Linked DNA regions of Mus musculus: region 2 is linked to region 1. The links are chromatin contacts, found by Hi-C in ENCODE. All regions are on one chromosome and are shown on one strand. Each heading gives the region's core, a stretch centred on a gene start or an enhancer-like site at or near the end of the contact. The rest is flanking DNA. Distances are from core to core; before and after follow the strand shown. Region 1 overlaps Cyfip2 (cytoplasmic FMR1 interacting protein 2). Region 2 holds the start of Dppa1 (developmental pluripotency associated 1).

Region 1 (3,534 bases), core at 918-3,417:
GGTGTTGGGTAGTATGAGGTGATGGTTCAGGAGATTTTTTTCGGAGGGGTGAAAACATTCTAGAACAGATTACATGATGAATACCCAACTCTGTGAAGACACTAGAGCATGCTGGGCTGTCACTCTACCTGGTAAATACGATGTCAAAAAAAATCTGTCACGTGTGTGTGTGTGTGTGTGTGTGTGTGTGTGTGTGTGTTGGGCATGGGGGAGGAGAGTAGTTCAAAAGCAAGAAGAAGCAAAAGTAGTAATGGAGGGATATCGAACAATAGAGGGGGAGGAAGAAGAAGAGAAAGAGGAAGAGGAGAAGAAGGAAGAGGAGGAGGAGAAGAAGGAAGAGGAGGAGGAGGAGTTGGAAGAGGAATGAACACAGGGAGGGAAGCGTGTGGAAAAGAGGATCTGTGTGCAGATGTGAGCTCCCTTCCACTCCAAGGCCTACCTTGCCCAACTGCCAGCTCGTCTCATCAAGGACCAGCAGGCCACAGCCAGTCCAGTTAGGCTTTCTGCCATGATGGAATTGTTCGCCACCAACAATGCTCACAATGGTGTAATGATTACTCTCAACTTTCAACTTGATGGAAACATACCCTGGGTGTGTCCAGGAAGTATGTTTCTGGAAAGGTCTAACTGAACGGGGAAGGCTTCCCCTGAATGTATATGTGGTATGGCATGACCCCATGTCCTTGGAGCCCAGACTGAGTCAACAGGAGAAAGTGAGCTGAGACCAGCTTCCACCTCCCCCTACTTCCTGACCTGGGCACAACCTGACCACTCCTCATGCTCCTGCCAACACGCTTATACCGCTGGGATGGACTGTACCTTTAAACTGTGAGCCTAGTACGCCTGCCCTTCCTTGAGATTCCTGGTGATGCTTTATTTGGCATTAGAGTAACTAATGTGGATGGCCGCGGTGGCTGCTGAGTGCTTAGAGTGAGCCTCATGTTGCTGGGGAGTTTCACTGTTAACTGCTACTGTTTCTATGCTTAGCCAGTGGCCACAGTGCGAGGCACATGGCAGTGAATCATCCCAGCCTTCCTTTCTTCCATGTGCACCTCTTTAGGGGAAGCTCTTCATTTATCTCTCTTGGATCTGCTTCCCAAAAGAGACTTTAGGCTCTGGGAAGTCAGGCCATCTATGACAGTAACAACAGCTGTGAAACACTTTAAGCTGTCATAGGGCCCTCCCGTGCTCCTATAGAGAGACCGAGTTTATCTTTTCCACCACCCTGAGAGGCAGGCTTCATTTCCCTGTACTGGTGTGTGCGGGTGCCTGTATCCGTGTATGTGTGAATGTGCACGTGTATGTGTGTGTACACATGTGTATAAAATGAGTCACACACAGTTAGGAAACAGCAGTGCTGGGTTTTGACCTAGCATTGCTCCTGACCCAGGCTGAGGCACTTCCCCAGTATAGTCCTAGCTCTGGCCTAGACACAGTAGAGCCTGGCCAGTGTCAATGCTCTATGCATGGGACATATGTAAGGGTGTGGGTTGTATATGCTGTGTGTGGGGTACAGACCAGCTTTGAGGTGTTCTCTACCACCCTCACAGTTGCCAGTGAGTCCCCAGGAAGTGACTGGCTGCCCACGCCTTCTGTCCTTATACGTTATCTCCCTCACTGTGAAGGCCCTTGGCCCTCTCCCTGTTCTTCCTCCTCTAAAAATGACTCTTCCAGAGCTCCCGACTGGTCTCCTGCTCCTCTGCACTCCTCCATCCCAGCCTCTTCCCACCTCCATCTCCCAAGCATTTCCTACCTAGTGGCCAGATTTCCTAAAAGCTCAGGTCAACCCACATCACCCAATCCAAAGCTCCAGGCTCACAGTGCCCATCTCATGGGTCCCCGTCCTCCCACCCCAAGCCTCCCCTTGGGCCTCTTCCTTGCTTTCACTGTTTTATAGCTCACTGTCCTTCATTTCTTGAACACACTGATCCCTCCAGGCCTTGGGGCTTTGCAGGACCTCTTGTCACCCAGTTCGTAGCTCCATGCCATTGTCCCTAAAGCGGCAACTACTCGTAAATACTCTGCAACCTACAACTGTTGTAAATTGTATTTTACTCAGGCCTTTACCTTGTCCTAAAAACTAGTGTGTATTTTCGTCACTCTGCACTCCAAGCATACACAAACTCACTAGGACACATCCTCTGTGGAGGCAGGGACACCTGTTGGCTTGGCTCACCCACAGGGGTGTAGGTGGCTCTCAAAAATACTAGCTGGACAGAAACAAAATGACATGGCACCAAAGTCTAGATGTGGAAGGGTGGGGGACTTCGTGAGCCTTCTGCTGTGGACCCGCCCACACACCACTCACCTGAGCCTTCTGCTGTGGACCCGCCCACACCCCACTCACCTGAAAGTACATGAACTTCATGAGCTTGGTGACCTCTGGCTCCAGCACCTCCACCGTCTTCTCGTAGATCTCGACCCGATTGGGCTGCTCATTGCACTTCACCTGTGAAATCGAAAGGCGGCTTCATCATCTGGGCTCCCAGCTGCCACCTCAGGAGCATGGCTCACCAGTGGAGCACATGTGGCATCGTGTCGTGGGTGAAAATGGTTAGGGTCACTGTAGCAAGAGGGAGCTGTAGAAGACTGACAGGCCCCACAAGTGCTCCCTGGAGACTGGCTGTGGTAAAGGGGCCAGCTGATCCCAACATGGGGCCCTGCTCCTTTCTCTGCCGGCCTGTGCCCGCCTTTACAGTTGGCTACATTCGTATGTCCATGCATGTGCTCTCCTCTTATCCCGATGCACACGACCATGAACCAGTCTCCCCAGCCATATCCAAGTTAATGATGGGTAACCTAAGCTGAGTCATCCAGGGACCCATTTCCTCTGTCTGGTGCTTTTAGTCAGCATGTACCTTAGTATCACATGCCATATGTTCTGTGAACACACATGTGCCACGCCTGCTAATAGGCTGGCTGGGTGTGAGAGTGAGCCAATGCATTTTTTTTCTTTAGTGAATCATTATGTAGCCCATGCTGGCTTGAAACTAAAGTTCCTCCTGCCTCCTCCTTCTAGGTGCTGAGATTACACGTGAGTACCACATACACTGGACAAGGATAATGTTTTATGATTATCAATGGCTAGATAACTGCCAGTGGGTCATTCAATGGACAAAGTGATACAACCATATATATTCGTACACATATACCATTACAAACATTAGAAGGGCTAAGGTGGATCTCTGTAGTGACTATGAAAAGGTATCACCACACCTAAGAGGCAAAAAGGCCACAGAACAGTTAAGTATAATTTGACACATATTATATTTAATTTTACCTATCTATCTATCCATCTATCCATCTATCCATCTATCTATCTATCTATCTAATACTGCTGGGAAGGAATCCAGGCCCCCGGGCACCAAGACCTTGAGTATGTTTAACACTCATCCTCTATGCTTTACCACTGAGCCATAGCTCCAGTTTGGTCTCTTTCTCCAGAAAAACAAAATTCCAAGGCTGCCCAGATGACAGTTCTGTGGGAAAAGGCACTTGCTTTCAAGCCTGACTGTCTGAATGGGGGAAAACCAG
Region 2 (3,116 bases), core at 614-3,113, 350 kb after region 1:
TCAGGCCTGAGCTGTGCATGAGGGGAGGGGCTATCAGCGGAGGAGGGAAGAGCCTCTCCCACCACAGGGTTGGAGGAGATATCTGGGGTTTGAGTATGTTATTATGAGATACATTCCTGTCTCAAAACTGACCTTTAACCCCTAAAGCCATGCCTCCATTTCTCAAGACGGACGGAAAATACTTGTTAAGATGCTAAGTTTTCTTTCCCCTTTCCTTTCTAAATGATAAAACTATCAGTATGGGAACTGGGTGTATGAGATGCTAGACAGTTTGTCTCGTGGGTATGAATTTCTAGTTCAGTCTTCCACATCAGAACAACCAGGAACAGTGGTGTCTGCCTGTATGAAATTCAAGAACTTTGGTAGTGGAGGGTCAGAGGATCAACGTAATCTTTAGTCACTTGTAATGTGGAGGTCAGACTGAGACACCTGAAGACATGTCAAAATCAAATGAAAATATAAGACAGAGTGATGTGTGTGGACCATATTAGCAGTCAGTAGACTAAGAGAAGGAGATTCCAATGTGATCCAGGCCAGTCTGGGGTACAAAATAAGTCTCAGCTCGAAGAATAAACAGAAAGTATAAACAATGTGTGTATTTGCATGATTTGAAGATTATTGAAACAAGGTATTGATTTCTCCATCCCTCTGCCTCAACTCTTGGATGATTTTTTTTCTTTTGACAGAAAGGAAGAGGATTTTTGCTGAGGAATGGAAGTAAAGGGTGTCAGCTTAGACATGAGTGGGGTTCAGGGGTGTCTGCAGAAGCTGTGGGTGGATGGCTTCCTCAATGAAGGAAGATGCTAATCAAGGACCAGAAAGATGGCTCAGTGGGTGTACTGGCTAGTTTTGTGTCAACTTGACACAGCTGGAGTTATCACAGAGAAAGGAGCTTCAGTTGAGGACATGCCTCCATGAGATACAACTGTAAGGCATTTTCTCAATTAGTGATCAAGGGGGAAAGGCCCCTTGTGGGTGGGACCATTTCTGGGCTGGCAGTCTTGGTTCTATAAGAGAGCAGGCTGAGCAAGCCAGGGGAAGCAAGCCAGTAAAGAACATCCCTCCATAGCCTCTGTATCAGCTCCTGCTCCCTGACCTACTTGAGTTCCAGTCCTGACTTCCTTGGTGATAAACAGCAGTATGGAAGTGTAAGCCAAAAAATCCCTTTCCTCCCCAACTTGCTTCTTGGTTGTGATGTTTGTGCAGGAATAGAAACCCTGACTAAGACAGTGGGTGAAGTCACTTCATCCTGAGCTTCATACGTTTAGTCAGATCCACAAAAAAAAAAAAAAAAAAAAAAAAATCAGTCCGGCGAGGTGGCGCACGACTTTAATCATAGCACTTGGGAGACAGAGGCAGGTGGATTTCCGAGTTCGAGGCCAGCCTGCTCTACAAAGTGAGTTCCAGGACAGCCAGGGCTGCACAGAGAAAGCCTGTCTCGAAAAACAAAACAAAACAACAACAAAAAAAATTTTCCTTGATAGTTAATCAGCTAAACGACTTCCTAGTCATAGAAAAAAAAAAAAATCCCAGTTCTAAAAGCTGTCCATGTACTTGCACTGGCAAAATATCATCACATAGTCGTCTATGAAAACCCATTATTCTATTCAAACATAGATTCACTTTGCAAGAATCCACAGAACCCTACTGGATGGTTAAGTTACTCTAATGTTTCAGGGCTCAAGCACCACTGTTTAATGTCCCACGTTCAACCCCACATCACTTCTCACGTAATTCCACATGGTACAGACACTCCAAGGAACACTATCCTGACTCTTTCTCTTCAGCATAAGGCAGTAGACATCCCCACTTACCTGTACTTAGGGGAAAGTGACTTCTTGCTAGTCTCTCCTTCTGGTCATCTGCTGCCCATGAACTCTTCAGAGCTATTTATGGATGAAGACAAGTCTCTCTTGTAATTTCATCCTTATCTCCTGGCCACACTCTCACCTGTTCTTTGTAAAAACTGAGTCTCCAGTTCTCCAACCCACCCACTAGATAGCATCTGCTCACTGGAATAAACATTACAGGAGCGCCTGTGAGAGCATCACTAGTGTGCCCTGGGCTGTTTTCCATCTGCACCAAAGATCCTTACTTTAGATGTGACTGTAAGCCTGGGGGACTTCAACACCTGGACCAGCCCTCTAGATTTATAGGAAAATAAACTGCATTCCAGAAAGCAGAATGAACTGGAGAGACCAGGAATTCCTGGAATAAGGGCAGAAGGGACATCTGTCTCTTGTTATACTTCCTGGAAGGCATTAACTAACATCGTTCTAACCAATGTTTACTAGGAGCCCATAAGAATGGGGGAGTTGAAAAAAATAAATCTAGCTCATAGACTCTGTTTCCAAAGTTTAGGGAGTGCAAGCTATGGTGGTGCACTCCTTTAGTGCCAGTAATGGGGAGGCAAGAGAAGGTGGATCTGCATTGTATGGCGGCATGGCTATGCAGAGAGTTCTAGGCTGGCCAAAGCTGCTTGGTGAGAGGAGATCTTTCAAGGGCTGAAGCCAAGCTTCTCCATACCTGGGTTCAGCATTCAGTTGTTAATAAATTGTCCAAGGAGGCTCCCGAAGTGTGGGAGTTGTATAAAATAGGAAACTGGATATGACTACTTTCCCATCTTTCAACTAGAGGGTAAAATGTTGTTCAAGAAAGCATTTCCAGAACAGTTGTGAAATTTGACAGTGTCTTTACTCCTACAAACCAAATAAGTAAATCAACCAACCAACCAACCAACCAACCAACCACATATAGTCTTCTTAAAGATGCTGAGGACAATGTCATAAACCTGTTTCAGGTAAAACGCCTGGATGATCACCTTCTGAGTGACTGGAAGCTGCCCTCACACCCATTTGCCAGGAGAGACATGATGGCTTGGGGAGATTTAATAATAGTAGGCTTTACTGAATGGACTTAGGATAATCATTTTACTTTTCATTTTGGTGCTATGTGCTGTGATTTTTGTTTTGTTAGGAGAGGGTGTCTCATGATGTAATGCAGGTTGGTCTATCATTCCTTTGTATCAAAGACGATCATGAACTTCTGATCTCTCTTCCTGCACTCCTATTGGGATCACAGGTGTGTTCTGTTTCCTGGGTTTCTGCATAAGGATC

What was found. A loop is a pair of places that touch in the nucleus more often than their neighbours do.
Region 2: a loop to region 1 is called in a map of heart, with 2.4 times the contacts of the local background. The contact joins the promoter of Dppa1 here to the enhancer-like site in region 1. A Hi-C loop is called at or near these places in 3 of 37 maps with a recorded cell type or tissue (heart, left cerebral cortex and v-Abl transformed pro-B cells).

Annotation. Positions count from the first base shown.
Region 1 is chr11:46,281,810-46,285,343 of GRCm38, forward strand. Cyfip2 (cytoplasmic FMR1 interacting protein 2) reads right to left here. Exons shown (of 31, transcript NM_133769.3): 5 at 2,348-2,449. Among named protein-coding and RNA genes, the nearest start is that of Cyfip2, 29 kb to the right of the region's middle. Within about 2 kb of position 2,168, at least 1 of the 3 ENCODE cell types and tissues checked has a DNase peak (open chromatin) inside an H3K27ac peak, as active enhancers do; it is left cerebral cortex, where a contact is called at or near this core.
Region 2 is chr11:46,627,411-46,630,526 of GRCm38, forward strand. Dppa1 (developmental pluripotency associated 1) reads right to left here and starts at 1,864. Exons shown (of 6, transcript NM_001163358.1): 1 at 1,815-1,864.